Linked DNA regions of Homo sapiens: region 2 is linked to region 1. Evidence: chromatin loops called from intact Hi-C (ENCODE). Cell type or tissue: heart left ventricle. All regions are shown on one strand. Links, peaks and the distances in the headings refer to the core of each region. The heading gives the core; the rest is flanking DNA.

The links. Hi-C counts contacts between places; a loop is a spot of excess contacts. Peaks named below come from ENCODE experiments on the same cell type or tissue, not always from the same donor. Only the 100,000 strongest peaks of a DNase experiment are listed, where the experiment ranks them.
Region 2: it touches region 1 in a loop (2.4-fold over the local background); 3 of 110 quality-filtered maps call a loop at or near these places.

The regions. Positions count from the first base shown.
Region 1 is chr15:95,288,270-95,296,214 of GRCh38, forward strand. LETR1 (lymphatic endothelial transcriptional regulator lncRNA 1) reads right to left here. Exons shown (of 4, transcript NR_034095.1): 2 at 1,153-1,285; 3 at 33-199. Among named protein-coding and RNA genes, the nearest start is that of LETR1, 35 kb to the right of the region's middle. In heart left ventricle, for the core only: a CTCF peak has its summit at 3,808 (motif pointing left); no DNase peak of the experiment used is centred there; H3K4me3 peaks cover 1,196 bases; H3K27ac peaks cover 1,765 bases.
Region 2 is chr15:95,591,655-95,599,599 of GRCh38, forward strand. It overlaps LOC105370995 (a long non-coding RNA gene), which reads left to right. Exons shown (of 2, transcript XR_932653.1): 2 at 316-432. Among named protein-coding and RNA genes, the nearest start is that of LINC00924, 160 kb to the left of the region's middle. In heart left ventricle, for the core only: no CTCF peak of the experiment used is centred there; no DNase peak of the experiment used is centred there.

The DNA of each region.
Region 1 (7,945 bases), core at 1,085-6,084:
TTTAGTTTGCAGATATCTTTCCCAACTCTTACCTCCCATGCGCACTTTCGATAAAACAGCTTGGATACCGCTTCTTGGAATGATGATACTGATGTAAGTTTCTTGACTTAAAAGCTCCCAGTCTTCTAGTGGATTTGGTTGCTATTGGTGCTCATTGATGGGTAATCTTGTGGATGAGCTCTCATCTCAATTTCTCCATCTGCAAAATGGACATATCTTAATATCAAAGTCACAATTCTTAGTTTTCACATACCCGGATGGTTACTTTTGTAATGAGTCAATTTCATATTTTTGTTTAATATATACATAGTGTGTGTGTGTATCTGTGAGTACATAAAACCCATTATAAAGATATAGTGTATATTTTGGTGGTTGTGATTTTGTATGTCATCCAACTGCTCTAGAATAACTCTGCAAGTCTGATTTTGGCTGAAAGAAAACCTAGAATAAATAGGAAGACAATATGTTTGTGGCGGTTGTTTAAAGCTAATACCAGCAGCTTTTTCTTTTCTTTACTGCTGAACAATTTCAAAAGCAATACTAGGCATGAAAGCAAAACAAACTCATTTCAGTGCAAAGCTTATGAGTTATTTGTGTTTCCCTGAATTCAAGGAGGGGGTGGATGGGTAGGAAATTTGTTTTAAATATAGAAATGGGGAAAATACAACAAACTCCACAGAATATCTTGGAAGGTTCTGCAGCTTGAAGTGCAGAGTTTATTACAGATGTGATGTAACTTGTGGGTATAATTTTCAAAAATAGCTGAAGAATACACTGTGAGAAATCTTACCAAAAGTACCATTTTCCCCAATATATTTGTAACTCAAGTTACCAGCTGATTAACCCCTTGAAAAGAGTTTCTGTAGGTGGAAATCTATATCCCTGTCTGTTCTTAATCAATCCAGCCACATGACCAATAATGTGGATGCAAGGGTTAACACAATTAAATTAACAAATGTTTGGAAGGAAATGGTAAAATTGGTTTTTAAAAAGATGTTTAACAAAGACATTTTGCTGTTCCAATCAGACACATAATTACACAATAGGCTATTTTCAGGAATCTATTTTTTCCTAAATGTTAATCAGACCAGAAGAAAACGCCTGTTAGTCCACATTGGGATATGCTGTAATTCCCTTGGAAAAGTAACTTACCTTAGGGAAATATTTTACTTCCCAGAAAAAGACTGTTTATTTACTCTGAATTCTTTCCCTTGCAAGGTTGTTGTCTGGTTTTTGTTTTTGTTTAAACTGGTCTCAGAACATGGAGAAGTACGACCATCGTCAACTGAAACAAAAACAAAACAAAACAAAAAAACCATGGACTTGAGCTAAAATTCTTAAATGAATTGTTTAGCTTCAAAATGTAAAACTGTCCCAGCAAGAATGTCACAAAGTGTAAGCACAGAAGGATCTGTATTTTACTGAAAACATTCTTTATATAACACCCGGAGAACACGAAAAGAATGAGCCACCCTTACTTATATTACAATGTCTGTATTTATTATCTTTTCAAGTGTGCTTAACAAGTTGATACCATTTTCTAAAAGGTTTTTTAGTTTGAGACTCCTAACTCATACACCTGCTCTCTTAGGTCACAACTGTAAGTCCAGAAAAAGGTGTGCTTTATGTTTCTGTGAAAACTGGCTTTATTTCTAGTTATAAGGGAGGCTGAACTTTTAGGTAAACTTGGTGCCAGGTAGCAGCAGCAGGAGCAACGTGAAAAAGAAAAATGGCAGTTACCCACTTAAGAAAATAACATTCTGTTGATCGACAAACACCCTTTAAATTTTAGCTATTAACAGCTCTTACAGAAACAGGAACTGCCAATAACAAACTTGATTTCTAATGTCCCCAAGGTAATAATAATCCACTAATTTGACTATATCCCAGCTGGCCTATACAGCAGTTTCTATTTGTTTTTTGTTGTTGTTGTTGGTTTTTTTTTTTTTTTTTTTTTGCAGCAGGGAAGACTTATCTTTCTTTGGGAAAAAAAAAAGGTGGGGAGTGTGCTGTAAAGTTAAGAAGGAGTGTGGAGAGAAAACACATGGAAATTTAATGTGAAAGTTTCTTGTTGCAATAAAGCTGTTAGGTTTGGCATGTAGACTGTTATCAGATGGTTCCTTTGACATTACTTGAGCCTTTCAGTAAGTAAGACAAGCCTGAAGGATTAGGTTGTCAACTTCAGCCTGTCATCTTTGAGCAGAAAAAAAGAATTCCTTTTCTTTTTCTTCCTTTCTTTTTTTTTTTTTTTTTTTTAGGTTGCATCTTCCTTCACCAGCTTTGAGCTTTGGAGATCGCAGCAGAGGTAGTTACTGGAAGACAATCTCAGGCCCACATTGATCATGGAAGTCTAGCTTTTAAAGATAAGTGAGCCAACCAAGCTGTAAGGCTAATCACCCTGTGCAAGTATGAATTTATCTAAAGAGGATTTCATGTGGAACCCCCGGAGCCGGCCGCCAAACGGATGACTGCACACTTTAAGAAAGTTCGTGGGACTTCTCCCAATCAACTGTCAGGCCACATAAAGGGTCTGGAACGCGCTGACTTAAGCAAATAATATTTAGCCATCTAAGGATACCGTAAGGCCCAAGATTTTGCTTTGTTGGCGCTGACAGGAAATATTGATACATATCAAGTAACACTCCTGATGCAAAAAGCGATATGTGTCTCCTTTCGGCACTATCTCTGTTTAGGAAACACCTTGCTTTAAAAGAAAGCACAGGTGGGGGCAGGGACAATGTCAAACCCAGCACTTCACTGGGTTTTCCAGCTTTCCTGGGATCACAATTTCATGAAAATAGGAACTAAGCAAAAGTCGTCTCCTTTTTGAAAAAAACCAAATGTATTGGAATTTGAATTTGCAAACTCTCAGAATGTCTAGCTGACAAGTGAACCCTGCCCATAACCCCAAAACTATTCCTTAAGTTTATTAACCTAGGAAACCTGCCACTGATTAGGTTTGGGTGTGTTTCTCAGCTTTTACAATAGTCTAAACTATATTACAACTATGTGGTTACAGGGCCTAAAAAGTAAATTGAAATATGTGGCTATTAAGTCGCAAATCCCCTCAATAGGACATGTGAGTCAAAACTCAATTTTTTGTGAGAAGTAATGTCTGTAATCCTATTGACTCATCATTTTTAGACATTTGTGGCTTTAATTACAGGGGAAAAACTGTAATGTCCTGTCTTGGGAAAATTTGATAGGGAACATCGGGCTGTTACCATAGAATAAAGGTTGCGTTGGAGGATTTAATTTAAAAAGGAAAAAGAAAGAACCCTATTTTATCAGAATACTCTAAACATTCTCCATCAGTAACGTTGTGCCTGAGGTGATATCCTTGAAGATGCTGGAGGTGGCGGTGTTAATGAAATACCCGTTGGCATTAAATAGCATTTCTAGAATCCTGATTGTAGCGCTAAAAAGGAAAGTGAATTTTCTAACAGCACAATAAACAAGGGGAATTACGAAAAAAGAATCCGCTGGTTCTGTAAGGAAGATCGCTTCCAGTTAAACAAAGAAATTTAGGGTCGTCTGCTTTTCATGAAAATCACATACATATGGCCTTTGAAATTTGTCACTGAAGATGGTTTTGCTCTAAGGTAAAATTCACCACTTTATAGCTTTTCAGCCGCAAGTCTCTGGATTTTTTTTCTTCTCTCTTTTGGCCTGCAGCCCAATATGAATGTATGATCACTAGCACAAGAGTTAAACATCTGAGTCTTTTTGAAGTGTCTTCAATGTTACAATGATGTGATGGTTGATTGCCTAGCAGTCAGTTTAGAAAAGTCTGCATTCTGCCCCCTAGTGGTAGAGATTAAAGTTTAATGGCTGCTTCATAACACGTAATGCCTTTTTCCCTCCTTTTCCATATGTTAAGGATATAGAGCAGTGTGGGAATTACTGATGAGTTTTGTCATAATCTGTAAAGTGTATATTTTAAGCAGGAAAATTTCTAGACTGAATGGACAGGTTTACGAGGCACAGGGTCATTTGATGTATGTTTTGTGTACTCTGCTGTGCTTTGCCAAACAATATACATCACCACTATAAACAGACATTGTCCCTAATACAACATTCCTTCTGGGAAAATTTTGGGACTTCTTAATAGAAGCTATTAACCAAAAAGTGCATGGTGTTGCCAAAATTATAATATTATACACACACACACACACACACACACACACACACACATATATTCAGAGAAAGCATGGTATACTGTCAGATACTGTGGAACTTCACATTTCTTTTCAGATGACCATTTTTTGTACAGGAGGTAATAAAAACAATTTGCACTAGTTATACCACTTACTACTCCACAGGTCACATTCCCTTTGTGTTCAAGTTCATAAAGAAAACCACGCACACCCAAAGTAAGGGTTTGTGATGTCCGAAAGATTTTGATGTGGGAAACGTTGATCACGCACAGCTTTTTTTTCAGCTGACAATGAAGTGGAAGACATTTGTTTGAGTTTTTATCGTATCCTGAGTTCTTGCTTGTTTGTTATTCATCTTTAATGTAGAACTCATATCTTGCATGCAGGCAAGTGTTGGAAGGCACACAAAATCAAGCACCCATGATATAGGCATCATCCAATGAGTGTGTGTTTAGATCTTGCAGAAGTGAAACCCCATGTTGGAGGAAGACGGGACAGACCGAGGAGGAGAAGGAGGAGGAGGAGGCATCCGTGGAGAGTGGACAGGCGGGACAGCTGGACCATGTGTAATGTGTCAGTTTGCTTCTGTGCCACTATTGTGTTGCTGATGTTGGAATGCAGGGAAGGCGCTAGTTTATTGAATAAGGAGCCATGTAAATTCCAGCTGTCAACATGTGATCACTCCCTCGGACAAAGAGAGAGGCTTTCTCCTCACTCATATTTGATTTCTAGTCACAGCTACACATTTTCCAGAGCCCTCATTGCCACCAGGCTACATCTGAGTAGCCTTTGGCCAGCCTTCTCTTTTCAGACTGGTTTTGCAGGGTGAGTACCTGGCTTGTAATGGTGTGTTGGCTGGCATTCAAATGACACAGTCAGAGTTAGTTCAAAAAGAATGCTATGGCTGTAGTGATAACAAATAATCAATAGTATTTTTAAAGCAGAATTCTTGCTATTGTTTGATCTATTTCAGTATAAAAGGCAAATGCTTTACTCAAGAAGAATAGTCCAAAACAACAATTCATACACTAGGTAGCTTTTCTTATTGTGAGACATGTCAACTGGGTTGTAACCATGTCAGTCTATGCCTTTCTTTAAAAACTGCTCCAGGGAACCACAGGTCCACAGAGGGACAGAGAGGCGCTCACTTCTTATCTTGCTGTCTTGCTGTCTAGCTCTGTACCCTCGCCATGTGGCTTGAGAGAGGCTGCTGACATTACTGAGATTTTGAGTGGGGTTCTGGGAAGCTCTCTACAGACTGGAAGGGGAGGAGGAAGAGGAGAGTGAGGAGCGGGAGGACAGGAGAAAAGCATTCTCTGAGTAAGATCAACTCCAAAGCAGCTTGAGTCTCATGGGAGTTTAATTAGAGGAAAAAAAAATTCATCCTTGTTCACACAGGCAAACATTATTCATATCTAGGAGATCTTGGATGCCAGTATTTTTTTTATAATGGGAAACATAGAACATTTTGTGGTGTGTGGCAAAATCGCAGTGTTTCTTTCTCCTTGCTGCAGAATTTCATTATCTTGAAAGAACTCAAAATGCTACAACATTGGAACGGTAAGGCTCCTTACCCAGGCACACATTGCTTCCTGCTGCCGTGATATGGCACTCCCTATAACTCTGCCTATAATTTGCAGTAAGAGGACTTTGATGCTTCTTTAAATATACATATATTACATACATATGGATTACATATGTATTTCACTTTAAGTTACTCAACATAAAACCTCCATAAATTTCCATAGGGGTATTTTCTAGAAATACATGGTTAAACATTGGATGAAATGGAGAAATTTCTGGTGTCAGGGTTGCCTAGAAAAACTCTTTTGACCTAAAAAAAATGCTTTTTTAACCCCCATTAATTTTCTAATAAAAAATTAGCTCCAATTTCAAAATGATTTGGTGACATTTAGCTATACTGATTTTAAAAGATGTAAGGGTAGCTTCATATTGAAATCATTCATCGGTGGTCAAATCATTGCCATGACCATCATCTTCATCCACTATTGAATGGTTTGCTGTTGACTAACAGATACTGTGCTCAACACAGGGAAGGGCACACAGATGTAAAAGAGGATGTTTTCCTCGCCTTGCCTGGGATTAGAGTGAGGTGAGTGAAGCCTATGAACAATTTTTTTTTTTTTTTTGAGATAGAGTCTTGCTGTGTTGCCCAGGCTGGAGTGCAGTGGCGCCATCTGAGCTCACTGCAACCTCCGCCTCCTGGGTTCAAGTGATTCTCGTGCCTCCGCCTCCAGAGTAGCTGGGATTACAGGCACGTGCCACCATGTTCAGGTAATTTTTGCATTTTTAGTAGAGACAGGGTTTCACCATGATGGCCAGGCTGGTCTCAAACTCCTGACCTCAGATGATCTTCCCACTTTGGCCTCCCACAGTGCTGGGATTGCAGGCGTGAGCAACTATGCCCGGCCTGAACTTTGATATTTTTTTTGTCATGGATTGTTTGCACTCATTTTGATTTTTCAGTATATTTCATTCTAATATTCTTTCTCTTGATTACTAAGATTTTTGGTGCTTCCTTAAATTCTGTACCCAGAGAAGTGCCTCATGGTCCATCCCTGCTGGCTTGCCTCACGTGGAAAGATGGAGGCTCGCTTGTTTGTTTCTGTCTGTTCAGCTTTTTAAGATTTCACAGAAATCAATTTTAGCCAAAACATCCTTCGTGAATTCACTAAAAACACATTTATAGACGGTGACTTTCCACATCCTCTCTCAAAGGTGCTTTTTGGGGGCTCCCAACACTCAAATAAAAACTCTTGCTATGTGCACTGATATTTTTCTGTCTAGGAACTAGTTTTTTTCAAATTTAGGATGGAATAAACAGTGATTTTCCTGCACACTGTTTGTCTTACGTCATTCCTCTGATGCCTTCCAAGAGCCCTGGTCAAACCTCTTCCCAAGAGAGGGGTTTCTAATCAGCCCCAGGCTCCTTTGCCAGCTCTTCCAGGTAACAATCCATTTCCCTTCATCCTTCACCTGATTAACTGCCCCCATCTGCTGTGGATTCCTGTTCTTAGTCATGCGTCTCTCCCCAATGCTGCCCTCTGGGCAGTGGATTTCAGATTTCCTTGTACCGGGCAACATATGTTCTTCAACTCTGGAGCCTCATGTCAGACACGGCCACTGCCAAGACGCTTGACATGGCCTGCTCCAAACTTCTTCTTTGCTAATTCAGCCTAGAGAGACAGCGTGCCAGCATGGAGAATAACACCGTTAACATGTGTTTACGGGCATTAAAGCGCAGCTCTACACTGTTATAAACCCCTGGCATATTTGACCTGGAAGGAAAAAAAAAAAAAAAGATCTCCGTAGTGCAGTACTTGGCTTTTTCAGCAGATTGTGAGTTCACTTAGACGACTGGAAAAGACAAAGGGATGAGAGAAAGGGAGAGCAAGAGCAAGGGGAGAGAGAAATAGGAGAGAGGGGGCAAGAGAGAATATACATCTCTATTTGTACCATTTAGCAACAGAGAAAGAAATGCAGAAACCACCTCTCAAGTCAGGAGAATGCTCCAACCAGCCAGGGTGTTATAAATTAGAGCCTGTCAGTATTACAATGTATATTAATAGTCACACCTCTTTTTAATGAGTTTGGCATTGGCAGCTGAGAGGAAATACAAGTCATCATGGCTCTGCTCATGCAAACCCCGACAAAGGAATCCGTAATAAATCTTCCTAGAACAGCACTCACCATAAATATGTATCACATAAGGCATCTGTTTTACATTCTGCATATAAATCAGCATAGCGCTGAATAGCAATGAATCA
Region 2 (7,945 bases), core at 1,183-6,182, 300 kb after region 1:
ACAGCAAACCTGGTTTTTAACAAAATGTTTTAACACTTTCATGGGATTCCTTCCCAAGATCCTGAGAACTCAGTTTTGTGAATTTCCTAAGCACTGTGTGAATTTACTAAGCCCACCTTTCTCTTCTTTCTTTTTGTTCATGGTTGTTTTATTCTAATGAGTAGTCTAGTCTATAGAACAATGTAAATCTTAAATGGTTTATACATTTTATGCTGTTAACAGGCCAAAATACAAGGCATCATTTACAATGGAAAATGGAATAACAAAGTTTTGTTCAAATGAAAGTGTCCTAACCTGTGCTGTTTTATATTCTAGATTCAAACACATGATCTAGAAGTTGAGAAGTTTCCAGAGAGTCAGATATCCTGCCTAAGATCTTTTCACTTCTTCTTACCACGTATAAATAAAAGACGACATTTTTGAGGCATGAAACACCGAGTCTCACACTCATTTGTCCTCTTATCATCTCCCTGTCTCTTCTGGCTCAAGAATCCAAAAGCCAGTATTCCATTCCTAGCTTTGGCAGAAGATGAGAAGCAGAGAAAAATGAAATGGAAATATCAGTCAGAGAATACTTGCCTTTATTGTATTTTCTTTCCTAAAACTAATTATTCTGGCTTGAGAAGGAGAAGAATAATAAAACGCTGTGAATCTTTACTTGATTTCAAAATTTGCTTAGATACAAAATATTGGGTAGGGCTTAGTTGAAAAGCTATTAGTTTTCCTTATGTTAGCTACAAGTTCAAACCCTTTCATGTGGTCATTTTTCTATTATTTCATAACATATTTCCCGCCTTTCAACTAAAAAGTAAATACCCTGGTTTAGAAACAATAAATTTGGTTTTCACTTTTAAAATAGAGCTAGAATGTAATTTGAAGGGTCAGGTAAACTGATATTGTCAAAAATGCTAGCAGCCAGACTCACGAATTTACACCTCAGCCATTTCCAACATACTAGGAATTCTAAGTGTCTTGTCACCTCTTACATATTCTACTGAGAGACCACAGTCCTGGAAGGGGAAGCCTTCCTGTGTCCTTTCCACAGCTTCTCCTACTGAATAAATTTTATTTATCTTTCAAGATTCAGTGTAGGTATCAACTTCTCCTAGCCCTCCCTGACTTCCCAGTTGTGTTGTTAGCCCCTTGTGGGTATCTCAAAATCCTAGACACTTTTCTTGGTGCCATTTGCACATGATTAAACCTGCAAGGTGGACCTCATTTTTGCCATTTGACACATACAGAAGCCAAGGTTCAGTGAGGCACAAGAACCTGCCCAAGGTCATGGTTGATTCAGGATTTATTTGTGGTTTGAATTCAGAGATCATCTGTAGACTGTACTCAGGGATTCTACCTGGGAAGGCAAGTTGGTTTATTTTACATGTACCTGAAGAATCATATCAACGTTATTGGTCAGCTTGGAAATGCTCACAGGGGAAATGTTCTAGGCTAAAATGCTAAGCAATGTGCTACAGGACTCTGCCATAGAAAGCTAGTTCAGTGAGCTACTTCACGGAAACAGGAACCCTTAACTGAATCAGTATTGGAAAGCCATACTATTCTTGGAGATTTGCAGCTCACATTAGCCTAGTTAAGGCTTTAAGAAATCCTGCAAGAAAATAACTGGTTGAACCTTGTTTTATTCATTGGCTCTCAAACTTATTTGATCGTAGAGTATCCTTATCATCCTTTAGAAATAATGCTTCCTGGAGAAAAATGTTCAGCAAGGTAGAACCTGGGGGCCTTGAGAACCAATTTCCCCATCTGGAGCAGACTAGGAACAGTTCCTGAGGAACTCTTACTCCTCTAGGCTGAGCTGGAGGACATATCCACCATATGATTAAAGAACTTTCCCACTGCTCAGCACAGGATTAGTTGTCAAGGCATTAAGATGTTCCTTTAATCAGCTCCACATGGTATCTGTACTTCAGATCTTTACACAGGATGGCCTCCTGAAATTCTCTGCTCTCTTTTATGCTTATCAAATATCTTAATGGGAGATGCACTACTCAGAAGTCTCATGTGTAACGCGGATGAAAAACAACAGCCCCTGTGTTGGGAATAGGAGTGTGGATATCTACCCTCTAGAGTCATTTTCCACCACCTCCCACGTGCACCAGAATGATCACCTCCAGGGCGTTTGGTTTAAATGCACTTTCTAAATTTTACAGTAGGTTCAGGCAAGATGAAAACAGAGTTAGATTTTTTCCTGCAATATTTTACCTATTCACACACTTGCTTTTACTGTATTTTATCTGGATGTTAGGTCACTGGAATACTTTAAGGACTATACAATGAATGGTCCCATCAAAGTGAATATTTTAATTATTGTGTAGATGTTGGCAAGCCTCCCACCCATCATATAGCACAGTGTTTTCCAAATGAGAATCCATGGGACAATTTTCCCTCTCATCTCAATAACTGGAAAATCTCTCCCACTTGGTTTTAGCCTATAGCCTATTATCTTATAAATCTTTGTAACTGATCACATTTCCCACTTTGCTTTGATCTCTAGAAAGTAAATTTGATGCCAAAATTTTGTTTACTTCCAGCAACTTTGTAATATCCCCATGGAAGTTAGGCCTTGCATATTAGTCTTATTCTGTCCTTTTTCCTTATCCAAATTTTTCCTTTACCAGAAGTCCTTCCATTATTTGTATTTATCCTATATTCACACACACATATACATATATGCACACATACATGTACACCTATGTGCACATATTTACGAACAAATTTAAATCCTTTGTGGAATGGGCCGGGGCATAAAGAATTAGTGTGTGTGCACATCTATCTCAGTGTCTAGCTTAGTGCCTTATGATAGAAGGTGCTAGATAAACATTTCCAGATTAATAAGTGGGGAGATGAAATTTATGTGAAACATCTTCGATGTCAAATTCTCCAGTAGCTTTATTAATGCTAACCTTTCTATTACATCCATGCTGGAAAATGCTTCTGAAGCATTTGCCTTATTATCACTTACCAAAGGAACTTCACAAAAGACCCTGCTGGTACATAACTATGCGTTGCTGATGACAGCTGCCAGGGTGCAGTGCTGAGAAGTGCTGAGAAGGAGCTGGGGCTGACTCCAGGCCTGGAAAGTGCAGGGTTGGTTAATGTTGTCTCCATTTGATAGAGAAGGCGAGAGTTGTGCACTGCCACCAACTCACCATTCCTACCTAACGGGAATGTTCTCAACAAAATAACTTCTTTTGCCTATATCTAATCCATGACATAGAAAAGAAACCAGTGTTCTCTTAAACAAAGACATATTCGGCCACTTAATAATTTCCAAATTTTCATTTGTTTCTGCAGTTATTCCTCCAATTGGTGTCAAAATCAATTAAGGAAAGAATCTTTAGCTTGGCATAGTTTTAATTCTGTTAGAACATTAATCTTCTATTGCCCTAAAGGTTTAGGATATCACTAAAACACTTTCCCATTGATTCCCACATGTATTTTTCACACAAGCAAGATTAAAATATATGTAAGCATGTTTCCGAACAAGCTGGTATAAAAACAGGGATTAAATTTTACTCACCACACTCCTAACTAAATTTCACAGATGTTTTATGTGAATTAAGGATTGTAAAACACTTAGAACAAAAGAGCAAGTGCAGTGATTACCTTAAACTCAGTTTTAATGCCAGACAAGTTATTGCATCTGTTACCAAATGGAATTTCAAATTAACAAATCTCTATAACCTGTTCATACCATTAAATGGAACCCTGGTATTTAAATGTCTAAATTGTAAAAATTTCAAGTCATAGGCATGAATTAATTTGTTTTGAAATTTAATACTTGTATGGAACTTGTACAATGGAAGGAAAATCGTTTCATGTAAGACAAATTATTTTCCAGAATTCTAGCCTGCCATAGTCTTTGACAAAATCATGTGACCTTTCTAACTGATTTTAATATTTTGGTTCAGTACTCATAGAATAATCTGCCCACCGCTGTTTCACATAAAGTTACTTCATTATCATCAAGAATCTGTATACAAAACCTTCTAAAATTTTGATATTGGGGAAAAAATTAAAACATCGCTAGGTAGCAATCATTTTCCATGGAATGGTTGTATTTCTGAGTGTTCATAGCATTACTTTATCCAAATATATCTCACATAGATATATTCCCTGAAAGGTATAAAATAAAGTGGATTGAGATGGATTAGACTAATTAATGGATATGAACTGGCCTTTCACCCTAAGAGTTGTGGACAAGTTCACTCTAGGAACTTAAATCAGGATTTGCTGTTGTAAGCCCTAGTAGACATCAATTCACATCATATAATTTGGCAGAGTTGGCCCAGAAATGAACTTGCTGTGGATTTGATCCTCCCAGTCATAGTTGGGGCAGCACAGGGAAAGAAAATAAAAGCATGTACAGACACACACATCCAAACCATTGCAAGTGTCTGAATTTTGTGAAAAAGATCAAAGGCTCCACTTTAAAAGGTTCTACTTGAATGTATTGGCTACCAATGAAAATCTTACAAAATAATATTATATTTTAGTTCATCACTCTGCTTTTAGTTAAGTTGAAGAATGAGAAGTAATCTATTTATTTATACCCTCATTTAAGTCTAGTGGATATTCATCCTGTAAAACAAATAGTATTCGAGGCATATAAGCATCATCAACTTTTACCTGAATTCCTCTGTAGTCTGATTAAAAATAAATTCCATAAAGAAATAACATTTTCCCAAAGAGCATACCTTTTTTGAAAATATATATCTTATTGCATTTACAAACAAACTCATTGTAAATATAAATAAATATACATATGTGTGTTTGTTTTAGTCTTATTTATAACTAGCCTATGAGACAGCTTTTCGGTGAGTACCCCGCTTTCTGTCCTAAACAAAAATCATGGACAGCTATCCCAATGATGAGAGTCACCAGTCAAGCCAGGACAGAAGGTCCCAGAGGAACCCCCTGCCAACTGAGTACTGCAGGGCTTGGGCCACAGGTCAGCCAGCCAGTGAGGGCGCTGAGCTGGTTTGAATAAGAAAGCTGTGAATGACAGAGGGGCGGATGGATTTCAAGGAAGCCTTCTGTCACGGTGACCATGCTAGCATGATGAAGCACTGCTCGGGGCCTTGGAGAGTAAGATTGCTGTTAGTGAATATTTGTACACTTGGCAGTAAGAATATTATTTTACTGTTAATGCAATTTTCTCAATACTTGGTGGCTGAAATACACAGCACAACCTTTTCTTAAAGGTCACGTATCCAAAAAAAAAAAAAAAAAGGAAAGGAATCCTTTTTTCTAAAAACAAAATATTCTTTTGTTAAAGAGAAAGAAAAAAAAAAGCTATGTGAAGTTCATGCCAGATCTGAAGAGTTTTAGCTGAGACACTTATTTGTCTGCAGTCAATGCAAAATTTGTTACGCGTTTTTAAGTTCTAAATGCAGAATCCATTTGAAGAGATGTTAGAGGCTTCTACCTGAAACATCCACATCCAGTAGTAACAAGTGTGATTAGAATACGTTACAGCAGCCTCCCAGTGCATTTAGCTTGAATAAGCTCTGCCTCATCTCCGCATTTCTGTTTTTAGGGCATTTGAAAATATGTTCCATAAAGTAATAAATAAGTTGATACCAAGATATTTACATGTCTTATTAATAAAATTATAATCATTGTACATAGGGAATACTAGTTAACTCTCCTTAGCAATAACTTTTGGGCTTTTCTTTAGATTTATAGCTGATGATTGATTTAGGAAGGGTGAAATAAAAATTATTATGCGATTTTGTAAGTATGAAATTTTTTGAAAAATCAAATTGTGCACACAGAGCAATGGAATTTGGCAAGTAACTTCCAGTGCAGCATTATATCGTAATTATCAGATAACTATGCTTTCTGTTTCTGATCTGTAAAGGAGCCAAAATAAATTGTTTTAGTTTACAAGCTCTTTTCTATTATCTGTCTTAGCACCTCCCAACCCACTATTTTTTCTCCCCTAAGCTTCAGTGGGATGTAAGCCATCTTTGTGTTCTTAATATTAAGATAGAGAATAAGAAGTCATAAAGATTCTACAGATTTATAAAGATCAATCGTGTGTTCTTTTTCCTTTAATACATTGTTAAAAAGACTTTCTGCATCAAAGTCTATGATAAGTTCATTCTGATGAGAAAATTAGAAAGTCGGACGTATTTATACCAGTCATGGGGAATGTGCATGTAGTTAAATAGGTCATTTCCAATTTTAACAATTCCACCCCCAATTTCATTCAGCATCTTTGACACAGAAACCCAGTTTAACTCCTCCTGGGAGGGGTAAAGCCCTGGAGCAGCAATTCCCTGAGTGGGGCTGGCGCATCCCTGGGATAGCTCCTTTACTTAAGGAGACTTTCTCCAACGTGCTGCTGCTCCCGGCAGATGTGCTGGTGAGACACCAGGGAAGGAAAAATTATTTAAAACATAAAAGGAAATTCACAAAACGTATTAACTGCTGTGACTGAAGGAGACCAAAGAAACACTAGTTGTTACAAAAAAAAAAAAAAGTAAAATAAGGGCCCCAGATTTGAGCTCATGTATGTTTATTCATCTGTAAAAACATGTAGTGTGCTACCCATACCTTTATTTCCTTTCTAATTTTATATGGTGTGTTTAAGCTCCGGGATTTCTTTGTAGAACAATTAGTTTACAATTGGCAAAGATGCCAATGACTAGTTTCTTCTCATTGGAGAAAGTTAATTAATTTCTTCCTCGTTGGCTTTTGCTAATGGAGGCAAAGATTGCATTCAATACCGTTTTTGCTGTGTTTACCAAAAGCCGGAGAAGCCAAAACCTCTTGCCAAGTTTCTTCAAGTTGCAATCTGGAATCACCTTTAACTGCCCGCATAATTTGTTGAGACTACACACAGAAGAAATAATGTATGTAGTAAATGTCTTGCAAGGAATAACAATGGTTACTGATACAGAGGCGGATGGCAGAGTAAATTGGGTCACTGACCTTGAACCTCTAAAGGCCCGAGGTTAGATCTGGATTAAATCACGAGTGAAATGATCACAGAGGTTTTGCTTCAAAAATTAGCACTCAGGTTGATTCACTTTGACAGGAAAAGGCAAGGGTGCCAGTGACTAAATTAAATAGAATTAGATTGTTATGCCTAAGTGGGGCATCTGTTGAGGATGAAGCTTTATTCTCATACATCTTAACCTACTGAATACCCAAGTTGGATTTTTTTAATAATATATGGTATAAAAATAGTTTTGAGATGGCATAAAGGATATCAAGATAGCATAAGAGGCTAAAAATGTACAGTGGCTGCACTAATTTGGCAAAAATAGCTTAGAACTTAATTACAGTTGAGTGCCAGTCCTTGGAACAGAAAGTATTCTGTTAAGTTTATGTTCAGTTTCCCCCGTTACCAAGTCTCTCCCCAGTATTTGGGAAAATATCTCCAGTCATCTGATGAATGCTGTGATTGTGTGGGACCTAAAATCTCAAAAGGAAGACCTATTTTAAAAAAGAAGTAAATCTATATTTGATAAGAGGTACCATTTTTAATGAGTATTGTGAAAGTTCCAGAAACTATGTAAAATATTATATTATTATAATTATTTCAATTGCTTTCCAAAGTATAGCATAAGAAAATTTCAAGTGATACAAAAACAGAAATTATGTAGTTATAAAGTCATTCCTTTAATTTTAATTATTTCACTTCAAGAAAATTGCATTTTATTTACTTTTTAATAAGTATCACATTCACTTATTTTTTGAATAAGTATCACATTCGATTCAGATTTCGAAAGCTAGTACAATAAAAATTACCCATTAGCCCGTGTTCATTTCATTCTTTTCTCATCCTATAAATATTTTTGTGAATCTTCTAGAGATATTTTTACTCAGATGCAATAACCAAATGTATATATGTATATGTAGAGTATGTGTGTGCATATGTATATTGGATACATTGTTTTGCTGTAACAATACATAT